Regions from separate parts of the Homo sapiens genome. Here region 1 is linked to region 2. A link is a loop called in an ENCODE intact Hi-C map of the cell type or tissue named here. Cell type or tissue: endothelial cell of umbilical vein. All regions are shown on one strand. Links, peaks and the distances in the headings refer to the core of each region. The heading gives the core; the rest is flanking DNA. Region 1 has its middle 500 kb from the start of MEAT6. Region 2 has its middle 420 kb from the start of MEAT6.

The links. A loop is a pair of places that touch in the nucleus more often than their neighbours do. Peaks named below come from ENCODE experiments on the same cell type or tissue, not always from the same donor. Only the 100,000 strongest peaks of a DNase experiment are listed, where the experiment ranks them.
Region 1: it touches region 2 in a loop (3-fold over the local background); 2 of 110 quality-filtered maps call a loop at or near these places.

What each region holds. Positions count from the first base shown.
Region 1 is chr6:164,319,960-164,325,353 of GRCh38, reverse strand. No RefSeq gene overlaps it. Among named protein-coding and RNA genes, the nearest start is that of MEAT6, 500 kb to the left of the region's middle. In endothelial cell of umbilical vein, for the core only: no CTCF peak of the experiment used is centred there; a DNase peak (open chromatin) is centred at 2,593; H3K27ac peaks cover 1,813 bases.
Region 2 is chr6:164,396,025-164,401,418 of GRCh38, reverse strand. No RefSeq gene overlaps it. Among named protein-coding and RNA genes, the nearest start is that of MEAT6, 420 kb to the left of the region's middle. In endothelial cell of umbilical vein, for the core only: no CTCF peak of the experiment used is centred there; DNase peaks (open chromatin) are centred at 2,588 and 4,768; H3K27ac peaks cover 432 bases.

The DNA.
Region 1 (5,394 bases), core at 120-5,119, 76 kb after region 2:
AATAACTGTAATATATACACAACAATATATACAAACATTATATATAATAGTATAGAAATACATATACACGCACCAAATATATATATGCCAAAATTGTAAATGTATGTATGCACATATATATACACCACAATATTTCATTGTATTGTATATGTATATACAATGAAATATTAGAGTACAATGAAATATTAGAGTACAATGAAATGTAGAGTTAGATATTGTATTGTACACTGAACATTTGTATATGTGTATACAATGAAATATTATTGAGTCTTAGAAAAGGATGGCTGGGCCCAGTGACTCATGCCTGTAATCCCAGCACTTTGGGAGGCTGAGGCAAGTGGATCACCTGAGGCCAGGAGTTCAAGACCAGCCTGACCAACGTGGAGAAATCCCATCTCCACTAAAAAAATACAAAATTAGCTGGGCATGGTGGCGCATACCTGTAATCCCAACTACTCGGGAGGCTGAGGCGGGAGAATTGCATGAACCCGGGAGATGGAGGTTGCAGTGAGCTGAGATCATGCCATTGCACTCCAGCTTGGGCAACAAGAGCGAAACTCCATCTCAAAAAACAAAACAAAAAAAAGGAGTCACTGCCATTTCTGACAACATGAATGAATCTGGAAGACATGTATAAATATGTTGTGTGTGTGTAGATGATAGATAGATAGATAGATAGATAGATAGATAGATAGATAGATAATGAATACACGCACAATTTCAGTTTATATATACACACCAAAATTGTTTTATTCATTTATTCATTGATGAATTGGTTGTTTCCATATCTTGGAAATTGTTTCTTCTATATATTGGCATAGGTTATTTCTGTGTCTGGTTTATGATCTCACTTATATGTGGAATCCAAAAAATGTCAAATAGATAGAAATAGAGAGTAGAATTGTGGTTACCAGGGGCAGGGAGTGGAAGGAAATGGGGAGATGTAGGTCAAAAGCTACAAACTTGCATTGTATAGGATGAATAAGTCTAGAGAGCTAATGCACAGCATTGAGGACTAGAGTTAAATATTGTATTGTACACTGAACATTTGTAGAGTTAAATATTGTATTGTATATTGAACATTTGCAAGGACAGTAGATTTTAAGTACCCTTAACCACAAAAAAGATGACTGCATGAAGTGATGAATATGTTACTTTGCTTGACTGTAGTAATTATGTGGGTGTGTGTATATATATATATATATATATATATATATATATATATACACACATACATATGCATATGTATTTCAAAACATCATAATGTAAACCTTAAATGTATATAAAAATAACTAATTAAAAAGAAGACACTGGAAAAATATCCTCAATAAAAAACCCCACAACTCACAGCAAATATTTGAAAATACGACCAAATTTTAAAATAAAATGTGAAATATTTAGCCAGGTACAGTGGCTCACACCTATAATCCCAGCATTTTGGGAGGCCAAAGCAGGAAGATTGCTTGAGACAAGGAATTCGAGACTAGTCTGGACAACATTACAAGACCCTGTCTCTTCAAAAAATTGAGAAAATTAGCCAGGTGTGGTGGCACACACCTGTAGTCCCAGCTACATGGGAGGCTGGGACAAGAGGCTTGCTTGAGCCTGAGAGATCAAGGTTGCACCAAGCTGGGATTGTGCCACTGGACTCCAGCCTGGATGGCAAAGCAAGACCCTATCTCTAAAATCTAAAAAGAATTAAAAGTAATAATATAACATATTTTTCTCTAGTGTCTTGAAAAGATTAAAAATTTGACAGACTGGAGTTGCCAAGTATTAATAATGGGTACGTTTATCTTATAGTGAAGGAGTGCAAATTGATATAAACTTTCTGATGAGAAAATTTGAAAAAATGTATTAAGATATAAAATGTTCAGCAATCACATTTCTGGGGCATCTTGTGGAAAAAAAGATCACAAATGGAAATCATTGTAGACAGAAAGATATCCATGATTGTTTTCATAATTGTGAAAAATGTACAGCAAACCATATTTCATCAATGTGAAATTGGTTTATGTGAAACACAGCACAGATATAAAATGGAATAGTATGCAGTCAGTGAAATGCTGATGCAGACGAATTGACAGTGGTTATTTCTGGTGGTGGAATTTCAAGCTTTTTTTTTAACTTTCTTTACACATGCTGAGATGATTGAATTTTTATACTTAACATTTATATTCTAAAAAATAAAAGCTTTACAAAAATCATACTTTTAATAACCATTCAAAGGCTATATCATATTATACTAAATATAGCAGCCAACAGTCCAATATATTGCTCAATGACTTACAAAATAATGGAGATCCTCACTTTGCTAGCTCTTCAAATGTGGATGTAGCCTTAACCTTGAATTAATTGAATGTTAGAATGTAATCTGTGTGTATTCCATAAGGCTAATATGAATTTTATGCCTGCTATTCAGAGTTGTAGTTTCTTTTATTGTGCTTTTGGCAGTCTAAGCAATAATTATAGATATCTCTTATAAAAACCTCTGAACTCCTGCCTGGATTTATAATACTATTCATGTTGATCTGGAATTCTTTTGAATAGCTTTGTACATGATTAACCGGAATAACAAATGAGTCATCGCATAACACACAGTGCAGAAATGAGGCTGTATCTTTTCAGGAACAAGTAGTCCCTATTGCCTTATGATCTGGGGATAGCTACTTAGCCTCTAGACTCATACTCAGTTTCAAAACAAGAATGTTTAACTCGTGTCAAAAAGCTAAGGGTGTTTTGTTCATAACTTTTTTCTTGTGAATGATTTGAGTTTCGACAGAGCTGAATGAACAGCAACATAGTGAATGTTGACCCTGAGATACCAAAAAATCCACATTCAACAGTAGATTTATAACCAGCTTGTCTTCGAATTTTAAAGACTGTAAATAAGGCCGGGCACAGTGGCTCATGCCTGTAATCCCAGCACTTTGGGAGGCTGAGGCGGGTGTATCACGAGGTCAGGAGTTTGAGACCAGCCTGGCCAATATGTTGAAATCCCATCTCTACTAAAAATACAAAAATTAGACGGGCGTGGTGGCGCACGCCTGTAGTTCCAGCTACTCGGAAGCCTGAGGCAGAAGAATCACTTGAACTTGGGAGGCAGAGGTTGCAGTAAGCCAAGATTGCACCACTGCACTCCAGCCTGGGCGACAGAGCAAGACTCTGTCTCAAAAAAACAACAAAAAAAAAAAGACTATAAATAAGGTATATTCAATATAAATCATTGAGCAAGTTTATTTTTGTTTCCTCATCTTGGGGAAATTTGTTAGCTTTTCTGGATAATTCTCAAAGATCCTATGTAGCTATTTTGTCTTACTGCAAAATACCATTATAGTTTAGCCATATGAAAAGTATAGTTTTAATAAAATCCTCTTCAACAATATTGCTAAAACCTTGCTTCCTTTTTTTAGTGCCAATGAGTCAGTTACTGTGTATTATTTCATCAGTGTGTTTTAACACTATTTGATAAAATTTAGACTCATGAAAAATCACGTAGTTCTTACATTCATCCACCATCTGAATTTAGAAGACATAAAAGCTAAACACTAAGTAAGAATCAATCAGAAATTAATATTAATTATCTTCCACATTCATCCAACTGATTCAAATGGATTAATTTCAATGAACTTCCCATTCAGAAGGTTCACGGATGTCTCTTTCATTCATTCTCTTCTGGTTTTACAATTGATCACAATTTCCTTTTGGCCGTTTTGCCAACCAGGTAACATTTCTTGAGAAAAACCTTTCCTTGGCCTTGGTGTTTCTTCAACTGTACCATCTCATGTCATTCATCTCCTGGAAATGCCAAAGAGAAATAATGAATGCTTCCGTTTCCTCACCCCTCTCTGTCAGATGATTAATGCACTCGTAAAGATTAAGTATCATGGTATAGTCTTACCTTTTTTGTTGGAGCTCTCTCTTAAAAGGCTGTTAGTCTGCAGCAAGTCTCTTGTAGTTTTCTTCCACTCTAGTTTCTTTAACACACACCCCCTGGGTTACTTAAGTTTTCTCTGTTTACTTAGCTTCTTTCGCTCTTTTTTTCTGCCTTTGCTTCTTCCTACTCACCCACTAAAGGCATCGATCTCCCCAGACTGAATCCCAGAAACATGCTTTCCAATTCCGTTGTTATCAGCCTTTCCCCAGTTTTTCAAACATTAACTATTACCTACTCCTCTGACTTGCGTGTTTTATTTTTTCATCATGGACTGTTACCAACTATTTCTCCATTGTATCTTTCATGTATTTTATTTTCCATTTCTATAGCCACTAACAGCATTTGTTCATTTATAGGCTTGTACAGAGTTCTAATCATACTAACAATACATTTCATAAAGCTCCAGATTGCTACGTCTCTTCTTCTGAGGCACTTCACAGTCATCTGCTATGAAAGCTCTATGAATATGAGAAAGAAAAACTCTCAATAGTTGAAGTTTACTGAAAATAAATTAAACCCTCTAGTATCAATTATTTTTTAACAAACTCTTTCAAATTCTGGTACCATCTTTTTTTTCAGCAGATACTCTGTACTTCAGCCAAGACACTTTATGGAACAACAATATTAAATTACGCCATCCCCATTCCTAATAGGGGTGTAATTTAAAAATACTGGTCTGGAAAATAGTTGGTCTTACCCTCTACCATCTAACAACTTTAACTCCTTTTGGAAACTAATTTGTCCATAAATAAAATTTATTTCTATTAAAGGTATTGTTGGGAATTTGCATGCACAAGATACTGTGTTTTCAGGGACACAAAAAATACGAATGACAAAAATATTACTATATATGATAGAATTGGATGCTAATAAATGTTGCTATGAAAAAAATATAACTACCAGCTACACCATGTGTTACTAGGAAGACCAGGCACAGGGAAATCCTTCCTAACCCTCAGACATCATGGTACACATAGAAAATAATCATATCATTTCTATTTAATATTACATATTGGTGTCAATGGAAGAGACTGCACATGACCAGAGGTGACCAGCCTGGGAGTTCCAGCAAATCACCCTGCTTCTGGTCACCCAAAGCTGAGGTGATCGATATGTGGAGCCCAGTTGTAGTTACTCAACACACTTCTGCACAACCCACTGCTAACTGGAAAGCTCTGGTGCCGGAGTCCTCAGAAGAATTAATACCATTCCCTTTGGGTAATCATGGAATTAAGATTTGAAAAGCCATTGAAGTAATTTTGTTTTTTATCCTTTTAAGTGCCATAGAAGGAGGATAAACCCTCTGGTGAGTAAATATTCAGAGTAAATAAAAAGCAAATTATGTTGGCAAAGAAGGGAGTAATTTTCTGGATTAAGGAAGATTTGGTTGCTATTTGCTCATAGCTAGTTATGTTGAATACTTTATGCCTTCCTAGAAATTTTACATTTAACCTTTT
Region 2 (5,394 bases), core at 104-5,103:
CCAAAGTAAGTGGACAAAAGGAAATAATAAACATAACTGGAAATTAATAAAAGGAAAACAGAAACACAATAAAAAAGAATGAAAGCAAAAGCTGAATCTGAAATTATGTACCAATTGGGAAAACTAGACAGATTGACTATGAAATAAAGGTAGATACAAATTACCATTAACAAAAATAAAAGTGGAAACAAAACTACAGACACCATAGATATCAAAAGAAGGATAAAAGAATTTTAATAGGGCAAAGGCAAATGACCAAAACTCACTCAAAAAGAAATAGATTAATAGTCCTATATATTCTAAGGAATTACAAATTATACCTTAGAACATTCCAATAAAGAAAGCCCTAAGCCCAGATTGTTTCACTGTTTAATTCTCTCAAATATTTAAATCCAAATTTACACAATTTCTATCAGTGTGTAAGAAGGGAGAGAATACTTCCCAAGCCATTTTTTAGATCATAGCAAAACTAAAAGCAAAGACATTATAAGGAAAGGTTACTGCAAACCAATGACACTCATAAATGTAGACATGCAAAAATTCAACAAAATATTAGCAAATTGAATTCAGTGATATATAAGAATATTAATCTTAACCAACTACATTTATCCCAGGTGTGCAAGGCTTAATTCATACTTTAAAAAAACAATCAATGAAATTCACCATGGTAAGAGAATACAGCATAAAGGGAAAACAAATGATCATCTCAATTAAGATATGAAAAGCATTTGGCAAAATTTATTCTCCTTTAATACTAAAAAACAAAATCTCAGCAAACAAAGATTAAAAGGAAACTTCCTTAATCTGACAGGTATCTCCAAAAACTATAGTTAACATCACACTCAGGTGAAAGATTGTTTCCTGAGACAGCACGAGGCTACTAATCTCACCACTCCTATTCAACAGACTGCAAATCATAACCAGTGCCCTAAGGCAAGTAAAACAAATAAAAAAATAAAAGGCATATCAATTAGGAAGGGGAAAATAAAACTGTTTCTGTTTCTAGATGATAACTGCCTATTTCAAATTCAATGGAATAGCTACAAAAGAAGCCAAAGTTTTTCGAGGATTTAGGATGCATGGTCAGTACACAAAAAGAAATTGCTAGAGACTAGTAATGAATAATAGAAATTTGAATTCAAAAACAACCATTTAAAATAACTTTAAAAATAAAATAAATAATTGAGGTAAAAAATATGAGTATTTATATTGTAAAATATAAAACTGTAGAAAAAAAATTTTTTAACTAAATAAATGGAGCTAGATACTAAGTGTCCATGTATTGAAAGACTAAATTTTCTTCAATGTTAATTGAGATATAGATTGATCAACTTCAATGAAATACCAGGAAAACCTCAGCAGCCTGACTTGAACATATCAACAAGCAAATGCTAAGATCTCGGTATAAAAAATAAAGAGGACCCCAAAAAATTTTGAGAAAACAAAATTAGAGAACTTCTATCATCAGATTTCAAAGCTATTTGAATGTTACAATAATCAAGACAGTATGATATTGGGGGTAAGAATAGATTTTAGATCATTTAGACAGAATGGGGAGTCCACAAAGAAAGATACAGAAATAGTCAATTGATTTTTACAAATGTCCAAAGACAGTTCTGTGGAGAAGTAATAACTCTTTCAAAAAGTAATGCTGGAAAGTTAGAAGTCCAGAAGCCCAAAAAACAGAAAGCAAGCAAACAAACAAAGCCTCTTAATTTTTGCCTCATATTAATACAATTTTTAAAATGAATTATAAGCCTAAATGTAAAACATAAAACTACAAAACTTTTAGAAGAAAATACAGGAGAAATATTAGATAACCTTGGGCAAGGGAAAGGGGTTTCAAATATGACTGCATAAGTGCTTAGCATAACTTTTTAAAAAACGTATTAGCTGTTTTTTAACAAAATTTAAAGTGTTGGTTTTGCAAAAGAGACATAATAGCATGAGTAAACTAGCCACAGACTAAGAAAACATTTGCAAATCACATCTCTAATCTAGAATTCATATCTAAAATCTATACAGAACTCTCAAAAATCAACAACAGAAAGCCAAACAACCCAATTAAAAAATATTTAACCAAATAAAGTATATTAATTGTAAGCAATAATATAAAAAGATGTCTCACATCATTAGTCACTAAGGATATGCAATCAAAATCAAAATAAAATATCACTAAGCATTGATTAGAATGTTTAATTTAAAAACAAAAAGCAAAACAAATTACAAAAGAAGAAGCTGCCAAACCAATTCACTGGAGAGGATACAAAGCAACGGAAAACGGAATACATTGCTAATAGTATATAAGAAGTCACTGTACTATTTTTGCAAATTTTTGTTAACTTAAATGCATTTCAATATAAACTTTTAAAACAAGGAAAGAAAATTTGCTTAACTAATAGCTGATATGGAAAGGATTTCTACATTATAAATTTTAAGGAGTAATGTCAAAGCTAATGATAATAAAACAAACCCAAACAGGAAACCAAACTGCTTCAAAATGATATCCCCTTTAACATAGGAAGAGAGGTCAGAAAAATGTCTTAGTGCTCAAAAGCAGGATGTTTTCTAGTACATTCTTGCTTGCATACAAACTCTCACTCAGGGTAGAGAATACATTGATCGTAGAGAAAAGAGTGATAGTCACTTTATGTACATGTAAGTAAAACACAGTTGAGATTATGAGCCAAAAAATGCATATCTTTTTCAATAGTGTCAGTTTACATGCTTTTGTTAACTTTATGATTCAAGTCTTTATCCAAAGAGCTGTGTCACTAATAATTCAAGTTCACATGATTTATCAAATATGGTATTAAGTTTTTATAAATCATCATGGCCCAAATGAGATATTATTCAGAGATCTTTATGTTTAATGAAATCTCACATAATGTTGAATTGCCTAAACTGTTTTAATTCATGTATCTCACAAAAATGTACTTTGTCATCTAAAACAATAAGGAAATTTCCAGAAATAGAATGCTTCCATGCAAATATATAAGAAAATTAATATTCACAATAATTTTCTATGTGAGTGCTCATTATTTTAAAAAATAGTATTAATAAAAAATATCCTTATTGTTTTCACATCCACACACCCTGAAAAAATGAAAGTAAATAAAAACTTAAAAAATAAATGATTGCTTTTATAAAACTTCCAAGATATTTCCTAATATTCTGTGCTATATTTTTGTAAACAAGTTTATAAAACACCTAAGAAACAAGAAAGAATTTACTATACCAGAAGTGTTTTTTTTTTAAAAGAAAAAAAAGAGCTTAAAAAATAGCTCAACTCCTAAAAATTCAAGTACTGTTGTTGGATCTTCATGTATTATTTAAAAGTACCAGTGAATGCATTTATAAATTATGTTTCTAATGGTAGGCTAATGGAACAAAATGAAAAAAACAGTCAAGAATTGTGTTTTTACAAATAACCTTTAGCTGACATCAATTTAGGCGTGACTAAATACTAAATACACACAAAGTTCGAGTCATAATGACAAGATGCCACTTTATTTTTAAAAATTCTCACCTCCTTTTCAAAAGTAAGAAAAACACAAAAAAATGCCCCTGCAAGTTGCAGATTCCAATGCTTCTTGTTATCAAGAAATTGCAAACCCCGTAGTAAATTTTGAAAATACATTGTTATATTATGCATTTCCTCACAAACTCCATGCATCTTTTGCATTGCATGTGACAGAATGTACATATTGCCTTTGAATCTAACAACATTGGTTCACTCCATTCCTCCCTTTGATGTTACGCAGTAACTTTTATTTTTTAATCTTGTTTTAGTTGCCAAATGTTAATTTATAGTATAGAAATATCAATGTTTTCTTTTGTTTTTAGAAACAGGGTCTCACTGTGTTGCCCAGGCTGGCCTTAAACTCCTGGGCTCAAGCAATCCTCCCATCTCAGCCTCCCAATTTCTCAGCCTCCTAAGTAGCTGGGACTACATGTGTGTACCACTGAGCCCAGCCAATTCGTTTTTGTGTGCTCTTTCCAAAATGAACATTTCTATACCATTTTTAACATATGGCACTAACAATGAAAATCGTCATTGGATCTCATGCCCACAACCTTTTCAAAATCAATCAGGAGCTTTAAGGGGAACATAATGCATTATGTCTCTTTATATTTACTTTGAGTTTGTTCCCATGAGAAGCTGTGGCATTCATCTACAGTAATTTGTACATGCTACAGGATTTGATTCAACACAATTAGAAGATATATGGTAATACACTGATGTGAATGGGTGGTTGAAAGTTGAAATTTAGACAAAAAGAAAGAAGACCAGTAGAGAAGTTAAGAGAACAGATTTAAAAATCAAAAATTCCAGGTATGTAATAAATCAAACTAAAGGAAGTTTTAAAAAGTTGGTCATATTCAACTCAAAAGAAATTTAACTTGAGGTGCGTCGCAGAGAACAATTCTTTTGCCTGATTTATTCTGAAGAGACAAAAAATGTGGAACTGTGTCAAAGCCATCACTTTTAATGTAAATCAGTTTCCTTAGAATAGTGCTATTTAGGCATTCTTGTGCTTATACCTTCTAAAAGTGAGATTGCATGGTTTCAGTTTCACTTTGGATGTAGAAAACTGCAGTAGAACTTTGCTCCCACTCTAACAATGAGTAGCAGCCAGAAATACTATAAAATTATAACTATTTCAGCCCATCAGAGAGCCAAAGCAATCAAGTGAACTGGATTCCAATATGTGACAAGCCCCTCAGAGGGCAGAGGGGCACATAAATTGTTTCCTCTTTTGGAGCAGCAGAGGAAGTGGTAGCAGCAAGCATGATACCAGGCAAGAAAAATGTCTTCAGCAAATGGTTAAAGGAAGAGTGTGCTCCTAAAGGAGTCAGCAACCATTCACCGGCTCCTTTGTGCCTGCAGCTACCACTGAATGCTTATGGGGAAGACTGAAGCCCAGAGCCATCCCAGACACACAGATGGTGAGCAGCTACTGCAGGAGACAGACACCGAACTGTCAACACCGTGGACTCTTCTCTCATAGGAAGCAAATGCCATGTGCTGCTTGGGGACAGCCAGGAAATGCTGCTGCCATCTAGTCTTAGGCCAAGGCCAGGAGCTTCAGGGGAGGGTGGAAAACCTGCACGTCTCCATCTGTTATTCACAATGTAATGTTGATCTGCTAATAGGAGAGGTGTGGGGAAAACACACTCATGGACACAGCCCTGCTCTGAAACAAAGGAGACTTCAGCTGACACTAGACAAGAACAAAAAGACACTTGTACTCAAGCACCCCCACTGACATGCCGCAGAGACTGGCACCTTGTCGGGGAGGCAGGATGGCGAGAAAGCCCCACCTCTGAAGTTCAGAAGCACAAGGCCTGACGATGACTAAGGATGGACCGGACAATGGCACCTTCCCCCTC